Regions from separate parts of the Homo sapiens genome. Here region 2 is linked to region 1. The links are chromatin loops, found by intact Hi-C in ENCODE. Cell type or tissue: A673. All regions are shown on one strand.

What was found. A loop is a pair of places that touch in the nucleus more often than their neighbours do. Peaks named below come from ENCODE experiments on the same cell type or tissue, not always from the same donor. Only the 100,000 strongest peaks of a DNase experiment are listed, where the experiment ranks them.
Region 2: a loop joins it to region 1, with 3 times the contacts of the local background. A loop is called at or near these places in 1 of 110 quality-filtered maps.

Annotation. Positions count from the first base shown.
Region 1 is chr2:17,617,929-17,625,928 of GRCh38, forward strand. All of the region lies in intron 2 of VSNL1 (visinin like 1), which reads left to right. Among named protein-coding and RNA genes, the nearest start is that of VSNL1, 81 kb to the left of the region's middle. In A673, no CTCF peak of the experiment used is centred here; DNase peaks (open chromatin) are centred at 2,553, 3,093 and 4,863; H3K27ac peaks cover 1,624 bases.
Region 2 is chr2:16,635,278-16,643,277 of GRCh38, forward strand. All of the region lies in intron 1 of CYRIA (CYFIP related Rac1 interactor A), which reads right to left. Among named protein-coding and RNA genes, the nearest start is that of CYRIA, 27 kb to the right of the region's middle. In A673, CTCF peaks have their summits at 694 and 4,406 (motif pointing right); DNase peaks (open chromatin) are centred at 984, 3,874, 4,394 and 4,894; H3K4me3 peaks cover 946 bases; H3K27ac peaks cover 7,379 bases.

The sequences.
Region 1 (8,000 bases):
CTCTACCTTTCTCCAGGGAAGAATAGGTGTGGTTTCCAGTGGCACAGTTCAAGCATGGCAGCACCTTTCTTACCCCAGAAAGCAGCAGTACCCGGGGAAAGAATATGGGGAGGGGGATAAGGGAAGTGTGAGAGGACCAGCTCTTGTCCTGGTACCTGCTAAGCAGAGGAGGAGTTTGGTGGTCAATGTTGCTGTCTGTGCTCAAGGATGTAGTCACCTGGTGTATCAGTTTCCTACTGCTGCTGTAACAAGTTACTACAAACTGATGGCTTAAAACAACACAAATGTATTATCTTACACTTTTGGGGGCCAGAAATCTGAAACAGATTTCATTAGGCTTGGGTTTCTTTTGGAGGTTCTAGGAGAGAATCCATTCCCTTACCTTTCTCACCTCCTCAAGGCTGTTCTCATTTGGAGGCTTGAGACCCCTCCTCCATCTTTAAATTCTGCTGCTTAGCATCTTCAAATCTCTGCCTGCTTTGCTTACACTGTCACGTCCCCTTCTCTGACTCTTGTAAGGACTCTGTGATTACACTGGGTTCATCTGGATAATCCAGAAATAATTTCCACATTTGCAGGTCATTAACTTAATCACATCTGCAAAGTCCCTTTTGCCATGTAAGGTAACATATTCACAGACTTCAGGGGTTCGAATGTAGACATCTCTGAGGGGAGAGCATCATTCTGCCTCCTCTGCCCAGGTTCTGTGAATATGGGCCCTCAATAACCATTATTGTAAGAGTAATAATAATATTTCCGACAGACTGAGCACCTAACATGTGATAAGCACTCTGCTAGATTTTTACACATATTAACTGATTTAATCCTCACTAAAGCTCTACAAGGATGCCTTAATTATCCACATTTACACATGAAGAAATTAGACATGAGGAGTTCAGTGAATTGGGCCAGTGGGCTTAGGTAAGGAAGGCAGAGGAGGGAATGGCTCCAGGCATATGTTTTTTCCATATGTCACCAGAAAATTCCCCCAGCACTTTGGTCCTACTGCTGCTTGTAATCATTCTCTCATGATCCAGTGAATCAGTGGTGGGGTCGGGGTTGGGAAGAGAAGCTTCCAAAGAGAATCTGACAGTCAGGGGCGAAGGAAGAGAGCCAATACTGAATAACCACTGTGTGCCACACGGCAGGGGCTCTCCCAGGATGCTTCACAAGCTCCTCACAAGGTCCAAGAGGCTGCCATCTCCCCAGTTTTACAGAGGATACCACCAGTGCCCAAAGAGGTTATGCAGCTTATTTGAAGTAATACAGCTAATAAGTAACACAACTGAAATTGGATCTGGTCTTCTCTGAATCCAGAATCAGCATTCTTCCTTCTTTTATCTGTCTTTAACCAAGTTACCCACATGGTGGAGGCCTGGGTATAGGTAGAGAGCGGGCAATCTTGGTCCATCTTCTCAGCAGGCTAATTTTTCTTGGAGATTGAGGGGTGGTTTTTTAAGTTAACTAACTGATGGGTTTTGCAAACACATTTCAGTTTTTAAAAGGAGACATTTTAGGGCACATAACACATATTTTACATGAATATTAACTCAAATGCGAAACTTCAGACTCAGCAGCCCCCGAGCCTTCTGAGGTCTCAGGTATTTTCTACTCTTAAGGGTGCTTTGGTGGAAAGTTTGGGCACTGGACCTCAACTTGTTCAATTTTCCCTTATTTGCCTTTTTAGAAAAGGCAGCTTCTAGGCAGGAAAGTAGAGAAACCAGGTCACAAACAGTATTAGAACTCATGGTCCTGACTCCCCATCCAGGGCTCCCTCCTTGTGCTCCATCATTTGCCTCCCTCCTTATGCATTTCCTCACCTGAGGAATGAGGGTAACGTATTCATTCACTGAATAAAGATTTATTGGGCATATACTATGATCAGGAATGGTACTAGACACCGGGGATTCAAATAATTTGTTTGTTACAGTCTTAAAAAAAAAAAAATGCAATCCCCCCCCAAAAGGCCCCCAGCAATGTTACAGGGCCATTCTAAGTGATTACAATAATGTGTGGTGGAGTCATGCCCAGGGTCTTGAGAGGGCATAGGGGAAGGGCACTTGCCCTAGCTTGGAGTTCAATCTTTCTATATGAACTGAGTGCTAGAGCATCTGTAAGAAAATGCCAGGAGATAGAAAGCATTTGAGAGGGAGGCCTTCCTGCAATGGGGAAAGCATGGAGGTAAGAAATTACAGGTCATATCCTGGAAGGCACATTGGGAAACACAGAAGTTCATTTTGCTCATGCCTAATGTGTCCGTCAGGCAGAGAGGGTACCACTGTATGAACGGGCAAAACCCTGGAGACGTGAGCCAGGCCCTTCTCATGGGGATCCAACTCCAGAAAGTGATGAAAAACCAGTGAAGGGTTTTAAGTAGCATGGGTAGGATGGCTTCATGGAATTTTCTAAGTGGTTCATTCTGGAAGCAGTCTGGACAAGGGATTGGCAAAGCGAGAAGGGCAGGCTAGAGGCAGAAATACCAGCAGGAACCTGGAGGGTATCCAGATGGGAGGTGCAGGGGCCCCGCCTCCTCATTCTCAGGGAAGATCTGCTGTGCTTTCAGTGCGCCTCCCACGTGGAAGGCTTCTGGATGGGGGACTCGAGCTGCCTCCAGCCCAGGATTCCTCACCCACAGACGAAGCCTCTAATTAAAACAAAGGGGCCACAGTAGAATGCAGTCATCACTCTTCCCCTGAGAAAGTGGGTGGGAAGGTGAGCATTATGCTATTCATGATATTATCTTTTGAGAAAAAGAATTCCACACCCACTATTGTCTTTTATCGAGTGACGCTACAAATTGATTCTAAGCCTCAGAAATAAAAGAGGGTATAATATAGTACAAAAAAAAATTGCAAAGATCATACAACCTTCATCTGCTAGTGTAAAACAGTACAGACTAACCCCGATAAATTCAGAAAAAAAGTAGAATGAAACCTCTCAATTTAAACTCACTGGGGAGGGCTAATTTGAATTTTACATTGTTTCAAAGGAATGCTACTTCTTCCTCTCACATCCAAGCATAATAAAACCTTAAGAGAATATTTGTGTAATCAAATGCTGATGAGTAGAATAAAGCAAGTTAATAGGAAAACTATAATAGACTTATGGTTACATAATGGTGAGTCATGAGCAGTATGGTCATTTTTATATACAAGAATGAACTTGATGAAGGAAAGCTACTTTAAAAACAATACCTAGCATATCACTTAACAGGGAATCTCACCAGGCAGCCCTATAAAAATCAGCAGTTTCTTTCTCTAAAAATCAACAGTTTCTTCCTTCCTTCCTTTCTCTCTCTCTTTCTTTCTTTCCTTCTTTTTCTTTCTTTCTTTTCTTTCTTTCTTCCTCTTTCTTTTTTTCTCTCTCTCTTTTTCTTTCTTTCTCCTTTTCTTTTCTCTTTTCTTTTCTTTCTGAGACACAGTCTCACTCTGTCACCCAGACTAGAGTGCAATGACACAATCTCATCTCACTGCAACCTCTACCTCCCGGGTTCAAGCAATTCTCCCACCTCAGCCTCCCGAGTAGCTGGGTCTACAGGCGCACAACACCACACCCAGATAATTTTTGTATTTATTGGTATAAACAGTGTTTCACCATGTTGGCCAGGCTGGTCTCGAACTCCTGACCTCAAGTTATCTGCCCGCCTCAGCTTCCTAAAGTGCTGGGATTATAGGCATGAGCCACCGTGCCTCTACTCTTTTGTTTTATTTTTTAATAGAGAGGAGATGTCATTTTGTCACCCAGGCTGGAGTGCAATGGCACAATCATAGCTCAGTACAGCCTCGAACCCCTGGGCTCAAGCAACCCTCTTGTCTCTGCCTTCTGGGTAGCTGGGATTATAGGCACTTGCCACCACACTTGGCTAATTTTTTTGTTGTTGTTTCAAATATTTGTAGAGACAGGGTCTTGCTATGTTGACCAAGCTGGTATGGTACTCTGATCCTCCAGCCTCAGCCTCCCAAAGCAATGAGATTATAGGAATGAGCCACCGCACCCAGCCAAAACTAACAGTTCCAGGGGAGCGTCCTGATTTTTAGACTGGATTCTTCTGGGCTGCTGGGAAGATCCTGGTGAGTCATAATGAGAGAGGCTGGGCTGATAGTGAAGTTTGCCTCATGTCCTCATTCTCCTCAATTTTTCTGAGTCCCTCTCCTTGCCTTCCTTTTCCACTCATCTATCACAGACATCAAATCCAGAGGTATTCCAAAGCAGGCAGCCTTCTACTAGCTCATCCTACAAATTTTACCTCTGAACATGAACATAAAAATCTTCAGACTCTATCTCAAAAAAAAAAAAAAAATCAGGCTGGGCATGGTGCCTCACGCGTGTAATCCCAGCACTTTGGGAGCCCTTGAGGTCAGGAGCTCGAGACCAGCCTGGCCAACATGGTGAAACCCTGTCTGTACTAAAAATACAAAAATTAGCCAGGCATGGTGGCGGGTGCCTGTAATCCCAGCTACTTGGGAGGCTGAGGCAGGAGAATCACTTAAACCCAGGAGGCGGAGGTCGCAGTGAGCCAAGATCGCGCCACTACACTCCAGCCTGGGCAACAGAGCCAGGCTACATCTCAAAAAAAAAAAAGAAAGAAAGAAAAGAAAGAAAGAAAAGAAAGAAAGAAAGAAAGAAAGAAAGAAAGAAAGAAAGAAAGAAAGAAAGAAAGAAAGAAAGAAAGAAAAGAAAGAAAGATCTTCAATGAATCCTAGTAATGTTGCAGCACTTTCTCCTTAGCTCAGCTAAAACCAGGCTCTTGTCATATGACCAGGAAAGATTAGGCTCATGGACACATAGAAGTGTGAGGAAAATGGAATTCACTGGGTGAAAAGGAAAAAGACATAAAAACTCAGCAAAGCAACAGGGGGCCTTGCCAACAACTTCCTGCCTCACAGATCAAATCCCAGGTCCCCACACAGGAACAGGAGAGGCCAGGCTCCTCCCTGCTGCAAACGGCGTGAACTTCCAGCTGGTCCTCCCAGTGCACAGGAGGGCTCCAATCCACTGTGGCCATGTCCAAACCACCCTGGGCAGGTTCCCTCATCTACACAAAAGCATCTGGTATAAACACTTGTGGGGTGGGTTAGAGATTCTCCAGGGATCCTTTTTTATCTGTCTCAGTAATCCATAGCTAGTGCATATTAAAGCAATCATCCACCACAATGAGATAAGCTTGTTAGTTGGCCAGGAGTTTAAGGACAGTTTAACATTACAAATGCTATAAATACTTCATAATTATATCAATATCTTAAAAAAAATTGAATAGATGTAATTAAATATGAATTTAAAATCATTCTAAAGTCCACTTCGAAGAGTAAAGAGCTGAGAGAGACCAGCTGACTTGTAAGTAAGTAGGATACTTGTTCTGTCATAAATGAAAACATGCTTTACAACTTCAGTAATTAAAACAGTACGGTATTGATGCCACAACAGAAAAATGGCAAGAACAGTTAAATCAGAGCAACCCCGGCTGGGCACGGTGGCTCACGTCTGTAATCCCAGCACTTTGGGAGACCAATGTGGGCAGATCACAAGGTCAGGAGATCGAGACCATCCTGGCTAACACGGCGAAACCCCGTCTCTACTAAAAATACAAAAAAATTAGCAGGGAGTGGTGGCAGGTGCCTGTAGTCCCAGCTACTCGGGAGGCTGAGGCAGGAGAATGGCGTGAACCTGGGAGGCGGAGCTTGCAGTGAGCCAAGATCATGCCACTGCACTGCAGCCTGGGCGACAGAGTGAGACTCCATCTCAAAAAAAAAAAAAAAAAAAAAAATCAGAGCAACCCCTAGCATATATAAGAATGGAAAATATGCTCAAATGCTATCATAGACTAAAGGCTGCTGGGATATCCAGTTGAATTTTTGTGGAGAGTGGAACATAAATTCAGATCCTCTCCTTCCACCAGACACCAAATAAATTCCAGATAAATTAAAGAATTAATAGCTTACATTAAATAATAAGGAAACAGAAGTGACTGTTAATTGATTCCCTGGTGAGGATGGCTTCTAAGAGTAAACGTGATGGGAAATATCTGTTAGATTCATAGTGTCGCTAGCTACAACTTAAGGTAGTGTAGGTCCAAACGTGCCACAGGCCAAATTCAAGTCCAAGAACCAACTGGAATTCTGTGATAGAAACACATTATGGTGAATTATCATGAGGACTAAAGGAGCAGATCAGGAACTCTAATTTCTGCAAGGAAACTTCAAGGAAGACACAGAGCACAGTCTCCTACACTTGTTTCTGTGTTAAAAGCCAGGGTTGATTTTGGCTGATCAATTTCAGCAGTGCTTTTAGGGAACAATGCCTGTGTGGACAGCTGGGGCCAGTGTGTGATTATCTCCAGGTCTGAGGCTCACTCGCTGGGAAACCATGGATTCGTCACCTCATCTCTCTGTGCCTTTTGTCTCATGCATAAAATGTGAAAAGGAACAAATGTAATAGGCAGAAAAATGTGTCCCCCCTTCACCCCAAGGTATACATGTCCTAACCCCTAGAATTTGTGAAAATATTATGTTACATGGCAAAGGTCATTTATGGTAGTAGATAGAACTAAGGTTACTAATCAGCTAACCTGAATATAGGGAGAGCATTCTGTATTATCCAGGTGGGCTCAATGTAATCACAAGCGTCCTTAAAGTGAAAGAGGGAGGCAGAAGGGAAGGTTGGAGTGACTCAATGTGAGGATTCCGTCTGCCACCACTGCTTTTGAAGAAGGAGGAAGGGGCCACAAGTGAAGGAATGCAGGCAGCCTCTTAGAGCCAGAGAAGGAGAGGGGGTGGAATCCACTCCCCTGAAGCCTCCAGAAGGGAATGTAGCTCTGCCAACACTTTGATGGTAACCCAGAGAAGACCCATGTCAGACTTCCAACTCCCAGAACTATAAGATAATGAATGTATTGCTTTAAACCAAAATGGTCGAGGTAATGTGTTACAGCAGCAACAGGTAATATTCAAATAATTAAGATAATTAAATGAGAAAACGCCTGTGTGAAATGTCTACTATGGGGCTCGATATGGTTTGGCTCTGTGTCCCCACCCAAATCACATCTTGAATTATACTCCCATAATTCCCACGTGTTTTGGGGGACCTGGTGGGAGATAACTGAATCATGGGGGCAGTCTCCCCCATACTGTTCTTGTGGTGGTGAATAAGTCTCACGAGCTCTGATGGTTTTATCAGGGGTTTCCGCTTTTGCATCTTCCTCATTCTCTCTTTGCCTGCTGCCATCCATGTAAGACAGGACTTGTTCCTCCTTGCCTTCCACCATAATTGTGAGGCTTCCCCAGCCACGTGGAACTCTAACTCCAATTAAACCTCTTTTGTAAATTGCCCAGTCTCGAGTATGTCTTTATCAGCAGTGTGAAAACAGACTAATACAGGGCTCAGTTCAAAGTACCCTGGTTACCATGCCAGTAGCAGCTGGCGTGGGCTTGATATTGGAAACCAGGTTTCCTGAAATCTCTACTCCTGAACATACAAATGTGAAATTATTTTTTCCTTATAATTCCATATAGCAATTGTGCTATGATGAACTATTATCTCCTTTGTAATAGTTGCTTTGACAGCATCTTGGCAAGATTCCCTAAATTAGCGACACTCTCTGTTATTGGTTATCAGAACAGACTCATTTCAGGTATTTAAGACAGTCTTACTCATTTTAAAAAATTCCACCTCCAGCTCAGTTCAGTGCTCTCCTTCCCTCCCCAGCACAGGCTGCCTTGTCTGTGGCTGCAGTTAGGAGGCAGGGGCTGGGGGCGGGACAATGTGTCAAGGATCAGCACTTGGCACCCACCCCTTCCTCTACTACTAAGCAGCTCCTCCACTCCTTCATGTATTGAGGCAGGGAAGATATAGAGAAAAGGGAATTTCAGTAAGTTCCTTACGGAACTAGGCCAGGTTACAGCATCTCCTTAGCTGATTTTTTTTTTTTTTTTTTTTTTTGAGATCTCAGCGCACTACAACCTCCGCCTTCCCGGTTCAAGTGATTCTCCTGCCTCAGCCTCCTA
Region 2 (8,000 bases), 980 kb before region 1:
GAGAGATCCTGATGGGGAGATAGTCTCACAGTAGCCCACTGAAATACCTTGAACACATCAGCATGCACAAGGAAAATAAAAGGAGTCAGCTTGCAGGAACCCTGGGAGGGCAGTGGTGTAAAACATTGCCACGGATGCTACAGGTTTACAATGCAAGGATGAGGTAGATCTCTTGCCCTAACATGGTACCGGGCACACCATAGGTGCTCAGTAATCATTTGCGGGAAAAGTAAACGTGTCTAGTTGAAATAGCAATGCAGTCTCTCTTTAGCAAGCCTATACTCCAGTGTGTGTGCATCCCCCCACAGTGACACCAGGCAGAAGAATCTGACAAGTGTCTATTCACCTCCTCTCACCTCCTCTGGGAGGGTAGTGAAAAGACACGGTGTGAAGTTCTAGCCCTGGAGACTCAGATTAGACAAATAATCACTAGCCTGGCATCCAGAGCCGCGATGGTCAGAAGAGCAATTTTATTTAAGTCACTTTCTAATAGGAGTTGAAGCGTCTTGAAAAGTGAGGTTTTCAAAGGCTCCTCTGGGGAGGCAATTGTCAAAAACACACAGCAGGCAACCTTGCTTTCGACACATTCAAAGCCACTTTTTAAAGACAATCCTTTTCTTCTCTGTACCACTTGGGATTGAAAATGCATTTAGCACAAACCACCAGAAGCAGAAACAGCGTTGGATAAGAAACGCGACCGACATTGTGGCAAGCACGGGGAACTGCAACAGAATCTGATCAGGCTGGCACCACTCAGACATGCACAAGGAAAGAGGCAATGGCAGGCAGCATATCTACTGTCCCTCAGCCTCTGGGGTCTGGAGTCAGCGAAAGTAGGGGGTGAGGTGTAACCACAGCCGTTGCTGGAAGTCCCTTGCAAGACTCCGGATTCTGAGTTCTCACACTGAGAGTGGCAGCTGATTTCTAAACAAGCAGATGACAGAACACAGGACCTCCCTCTGTGTCTCCCTGAAGATCTGAATCTGACCATAAACCATCCGACTCACAAAGCCCTTTAATTAAAAGCCCAAGGGCCCAGAGCTAATTCGAGATGTGGCAAGACCCAGTGGCTTCTCAAGCACCAGAACTGTGAGCAGATTAATGGGGATAATTTCGCCCTTCCTGGTCTATAAATGACAACTCACTCAGATGCACTGAATGCCAGAGCTGGAAGCCACCTGGGCAACTCTCTGCCCAGCCCCTTGCTTTGTGAATGAGGAGCTCATGGTCCAGGATAGGAGGCCAACTGCCCCAGGCCCGGTCCCGAGTTTCTTACTGACTTTCAGCTAAATGCAGCTTTCTTGGTGTCCAGTGCTGAGTCACCTATCTATTCAGAGAAAATGTTTTTGTTGAGGTCTCTACACTCCCTCTGCAAGGCTTACTCAGAACTCCGGACAAGCTGGTTACAATCCATCTGGGACCTAGGGCCACAGGTTGGAAGTAGGACAACTTCAGGGAAAGAAATTACCCCTGCCTGGGCAACGTAGTAAGATCCTATCTCTCCCCCAACCCCTTGCCAAAAAAAAAAATAAGAAAGAAATACAAAACATTAGCTGGGCATGGTGGCATGCGCCTGTAGTTCCAGCTACTAGGAAGGCTGAGGTGGCAGAATCACCTGAGCCTGGGAAGTTGAGGCTGCAGTGAGCCATGATCATGCCTCTGTACTCCAGCCTGGGTGACAGAGCAAGACCCCATTTCAAACAACAAAAAATAGAAAAGAAATTTCCAAAACCCCCACACACCAGGAGCTGGCTATCTCCTGGGCTGAGTTTGGCCCCTTTCATCACTCCTCTGTCATTCATTCCTCACATCCACATCCCAGCACAGTGGATCTTGTGATGCCCAGGCTGAGTGAGATAAAGAAATCTGTTTGGCCAAACAGCTAATGGATTTCTTTGATTGCAGTGCTCATCAAACTCTTTTCTTTTTAACTTAAAAGTTGTAATATCTAAAGCAGCAACAAGATGACTTCTAGGGACTGAGTGTTTGTATCCCCCTAAATTCATAGGTTGGAGCCTAAATTCCCAATGTAATGGTATTTGGAGGTGAGGGAAGATTCTTTGGGAAGAATCAGGTCATGAGGATGGAGCTTTGTGAATAAGATTAGTGGCCTTCTCAAAAGAGACACAACAGAGATGATGTTTTTCTCTCTTCACCATATGAGGATGCAATGAGGAAACAGCCATCTGCAAGCCAGGAAGCCAGCCCTCACCAGACACCAGGTCTGCCCACATCTTGATCTTGGACTTCACAGCCTCCAGAACCGTGAGAAATGTATTTCTGTTATTTAAGTACTCCAGTCTATGTAATCTGTTACAGTATCCTGAACTGACTAAGCCAATGACTTCTTCAGTAATGACAAAATAATTTTGCCACATATTATTAATTAACAAACCCCTAATATATTGGATTGCAAACTTGAATTTTTTTATGCTAATAATGGCAAATACTTATGCATATGATTTATGTACCTTTCATTATACAAAATAATCTCTCATTAACAAAATAGCTTCAAGTAGCATCTACCACTCTCATTTTACTGATGCAGAGACAAAGGTCCAGAGTGCTCAGGTGAATTTTCTGACATCACACAGCCAGTCAATGGCAGAAGGGTGTCTGATCCTGAACTCTGTGTCCTTCACCAGGGACTGTGTCCACTTAGGGACCAATCAGATGCCACAGACCCTGGAAATCAGTATGTTTCATTAACATGTCTGCTAAGTGTGGTGCTGAGGGCCTGGGTAACGGGGGGTGATGGGTGGGGTGGCAGTTGTGACCTCATCTTGGGGTTTGGAAGGAGCCACACACCTGAATAGCACACAGTTACCGAAGCCTACCTGTTAGGTAAAGCCTTTGAGGTTCATTCAGACAGAGGAGCAGTAAGAAGGAGAAGGAATCTCACTGGAGCCCACCCTGCAGGCTGTTACTGGTTTCCTGAATTTCTTCCACCCCTGGGGATGAAGATTCAGAGAACAAGGTATGGTACCTCCATCTTGTTTGCTAACAGCCCGTAAGCTTCCAGGAAATATAAACACAGGAAATGACGATTAAGTACAGTGTGGCAGTTGCACAGGCTGGTGTGGAAGCATCCGTGGTGGGCACCGGACTCCACCTGTGTGATGGGATCTGGCCGGGAAAAGCTTCCTGGAGGGGCTGGGGCCTAATCAGAGTGTGAATTCCATGCACCACTAAGGGATGCTGTGAGGATGTGAAGTAGGAATAGGGTGTTCAGGCACAGAGCACGGGCCTTGAAAATGAACAAGTGACAAACCTCCTCATGTGAGGAACTCTGCATGAAGGGGTGTGGCTGGAGCATAAGAAATTGATGGGTTGGACTGGGAGGGAGGCTTGCACCGCACATGAGGCAGGGGCTGGGCGGACCACAGAGGGCCTAGCAAATACTTGTAAAGGAATCTGCATTTTGAACGTAGGGTTTTACCTTTTATTATTTTGCAGAGACAGGGTGCTATTGTCAGGTTTGTATTTTATATCGTGTGAGTGTGGAGTGTTGTGTGTGTAGATCTATATCTGTATCTATGTAATATCACTACTCTGGCAGTAGTGCCCTTACTCAAGTGACTTCACCAAGCCTTCAATTATTTTCTCTCTAAAATGGGAAAAACATGATGTGCCCTCCATATCTCAAAAGTGTTATAAGAATAAAGTGAGATAATTAATAAATAATTATTAAAGATTAAGAAAACGACAAACTTACATAAATAATTATATCTGGATTCTCTCAAGGCTGCATACAGAAAATCTCAGAACTTTAAAATATCCACTTCAAAAGAATAAATTGGGAGGGAGAGTATGAAGCATGGAGCGGAGAAAGCCACTTCCTGCAGCTGTCGCTGTTACTGTCTGGAAGGCCCTGCCCAGCAATGCACTCTGGTAATCGCTCGTCCTCGTCTCCCATGTTCTGGGCTAACTTTCTGATCCATCCAATAGCGGTAAGGAAGCAAAATACCAAGACCCTCAAACCCACCTTTCTTATTTCGCCAATGAATGTATGTTTCCAATTTTAGATAAAAGAATGACTTTCACAAAGCTCTTCCTGAATCTTAGAGAATAATAAATAGATAGGCAAAGAATATCTGATATTCAGATGAAATGGCAAGGTCTTTGTCTTACACGATGGGCACAGAAATGCCCAGTTGATTTCAGTTTCCCTCTTTCAATCTGCCCTCACCCTGGATGTATTTGACTCCAGCTAAAAGAAGGCAAGACCAGTGGAAGCAGCCTGCTGCCTAAGTACCTGCAGTGTGGGGCAGTCTGTGGAGGATAAAAGCCTCTTTCAGGAAGGAATGGTTTCCAACCACTGCACAATTACCTTTATTAGCATAACGTCCCATTGTGCATTTTGCAAAACACTTTCCCATTCCATCTCAGGAAGACTGCAGTGACAGAAATTGCTGCCACTGGGGGGAAGAGCGTGTCTGTAAAATTTAAACCATTGGGCATTTGTTCAAGACTCCTGGGAAATGATATCCCTTGATATATAATTCATAATAGCCTTAAAGCTTGCCCTACTTCTGACACATAGATGATATATTTTGGATAAGTCAGAGAGGGAGGAGGGAGAAAAATTACTTTCGAATGGCTCTGCTGTTCTTTGCCTTTTGAGTAAAGCCTGACAATATTTTGGACCACTCTTTTCCACCATAAGGGCTTCCCTTTAAGAGCTTTTTTATTTTATTTTTTATCTTTTAAATTGAAGAGGCAGCATATCATCCAGTTTCAGTTTTATCTTCTGTAACACCGGATAAAAGATGAGGCTGAATCCATCTGTTAGCACATACAGGCTGCAAACTGTGTGAATGCAGGCACACCCGCATGCATGCGCCTGCACGCACACACACACATCCTTGCAAAAAGGGGGAAAAATCCACACTTTTAAAAAATTTATCATCAGCAATCCTACCAATGCCGACTAGATAGCAGCACTTTTATCCTTTTATGGGCAGATTCAGGAGGAAGCCAGCCTCGCCCCCACAGAGGCTCTTCCCCCTGCACTGCCATAGGAATTGGGATGCTGGGACTGGCAGCAGGCCAGCCCCTCCCCCACAGCGCTAGGGTTCTAGCCTCCTGAAATCAGTGATGATACCATTGGGGGCCATAGCCTGCCATGCCCCAGCTGGCCCTGGCTGGGGACTGGGAGAACCACAAGGCATTGAGAGGGCTTCCATCTTCTGGCACAATTGGCCAAGCGACTAGGCTGGTTTTCTAGGGAAAATGGGCAGGCAGCCTGCCTAGATTTATGGAGGCAGAGTGGAGAGCCCCATCTGGTTGCTTGGCCTTTCCTCTGGTGCTGCTGGTTGGGTGGCACTGTGTATCGCCCTCTCTGGGCCTCCAGAGCTGCTTTTGCTCAAAATTACTGGTGATGCTGCAGGCACTGGATCAGATCAGGTGCAACAGAAGATCAGAGATTGGAGGCCAGAGATGACCTGGATGCGTCAGCTCTCACCTTTTTAGGTGGACACAGTGCAGGTAGAGAGTCCTGAAATGCACAGGGTTCTTTTGTTTCCTAAACACAGAAACTATGTTAATCACAGAGTTCCAAAAATAAGCAGCTTCATTTCATTAACGAGGTGAAGCTTGAGCACACATGGGCTTGGAAGAGGATGGGGTGGGGGTGGGGATGACAAGCACAAGGGACAGCCGAGGCCACTGACCTCAAAAGGCTGACGAGTTTCTCAGGGAGGGCCCAGGGACCCAGATCCACACCATGTGCCTATCCCTCTGGAGTGCTGAGCCCGTGAACTCTGATCCTACAGTGCCTCACATCCGCCCCCTCCTCTGCTCCCACTTCTGTTGCCCTAATTTAGGCCCTTATTATCTTTCTCCTGGACAGTTCTGCACACACAGCCAGATGACTCTTCCCAAAGCAGCACGGCTATTATTGCATCACTCTATGGCTCAAAAACCTTTAATGATTCCTCCACTGACTAAGAAATAAAGCCCAGCTTCTATTTTCTAAGGCCCTCTTCATTGAGTCCCTGGCCCAAATCCTAGCCTCATTCTCCGCTCTTCCTTCTCCTCCGTATGCCACGCCTTCAGCCCAGGGTCCCCTTTCCAGCCTTCCCACCTGCATGCCCTTACTCCTATATGCCCCTTTTTCTAAAATATTCTTCTTTCTCCTCCATTTGTTTAATTCTAAATCCTATCCAGCATTCAAGGCCGAATTTAAAGGCCACTTCAGCCATGGACTCAACCTTGACTCCCAGAGAAAATTTCTTTGTCCTCTGAACTCTCATAATTTTACTATCCCTCAATCCCTTTCTTTTGCTGTAACAGATTCTAGACACCTTGCTTTTCTCCTTAGGCTGTAAGACATCTGAGGGTAGAAAAATACCAAGTTTAACTTTGCATACTCATTCCATCTAGCACATGGGAGGTGCTCACCAATGTTGCATAAGCACACAAGTGAGCGTGCCTGCAGGATGGCAGACAGAAAAATGTTTTGCAGGAGATGCAGCAACATAAGCAGATCATGCCATGATGGCATGCAAAGGAGGCAGGCTGGGTGGGCTGGGGGTGAGAGCAGAGGACATGGTGATCTCCACGATGCTGAAGCCAATGGTCAACTCTCTCTTCATCTTTATTAAACCCATTAGCAATAATTGACACAATTGAGTTATCATCCCTTTTAGAAAGACTTTATTTACTTGATCTCTAGGAGGTCAGGGTCTCTTAATTTTCCTTCTAGTCAATGTGTGCTCCTTTTCAGTCTCTTTGGTTGCCTCTTTCTCTTTTTCTAAATTCTTAATATTGGCACTTCCCAGGACTTGGCCCTTCAGCCTCTCTACTTTATCAGGACTCACTCCTTTGGTGATCTTGCCTTAGTTTCACACCTTCAAATATCATCTCTATTTTGATAAATACCATATTTATATTTCCAGCTTTGACCTCTCCCTTGCCAGCAATAACCAGCAGTCTACTCAGAAGCTACACTCCAATGCCTAACTCAAACTCAGCGTGGCCCAAAACAGAACTCTTCCTCTTTCCTCCCAATCCTGCTCTACCCACATTATTTCTCATGTCAGCTAATGACAATTCCATCCTTCTAGTTGCTAGGACAAAAACAGTGAGTCATCTGAGCCTCCTCTTTATTTCACGCCCCAAATTCAATCTTTCAGAAAATTCTTTTGCCTTTACCTTGAAAATATATCCAGCGTCCCTGCATACCTTCCATACTAGTCCATCAAGAACACGCTGCCGCCAGGGTCCCCCAGTTCCACCCCTGACACCCTGTTGTTTTCTTGCCATAGAGTGGCCAGAGTGATGCCACTAAAATGTGAGTCCCACTGGGACCCTCCGCTAGAACACGCTCTCCAGCAGCACCCTTCATCAGACTCAGGGTGGACCCCCAGGACCTTGCCGACCTCATCCACAGCTACTCTTCTTCCTTTGTTCTATCAGGTCCATCACATTGGCCTCCTAGCTTGTCCTCAAATCTGTCAGTTCCACTGCCCTTTCTCTTTGCCTAGAATACATTTCTCCCAGATATATGTGTGCTCACTCCTTCACCTTTTAATAGTTTTTGCTCAAATGTCATTTTCTCAATGAGAACCATCCTGACCGCCCTTTTCAACTGCAATGGCCTTCCCTGCAACAGCCATAATCTCCTTGGTTCGGCTCCATTTTTCCCATTGACCTTTTGACCTTCTAATATACTAGAAGGCAATAAATATTCCTTTATTACCTTACCTTAAAGTTATTATTATTATTTATAATAGTATACTATATATAATAATATAATTATTACCTAAATAAGATAAATACATTACTTTAGTACTTTTTTCTTAATGTTATTACCATAATAAAATATTATTATTGTTACTTTAACATTATTAAAGTTATTATTTAGTATCTACATTTTTTCCTTAACTGATATGTCTTATCCTTACTGCCTAGAGCTATGCCTGGCATGAAGTAGGCATTCAATAAATATCTGTCAAATACAGGAATGAATCACTTTAGTCGTTCATCCTTGAACCGTA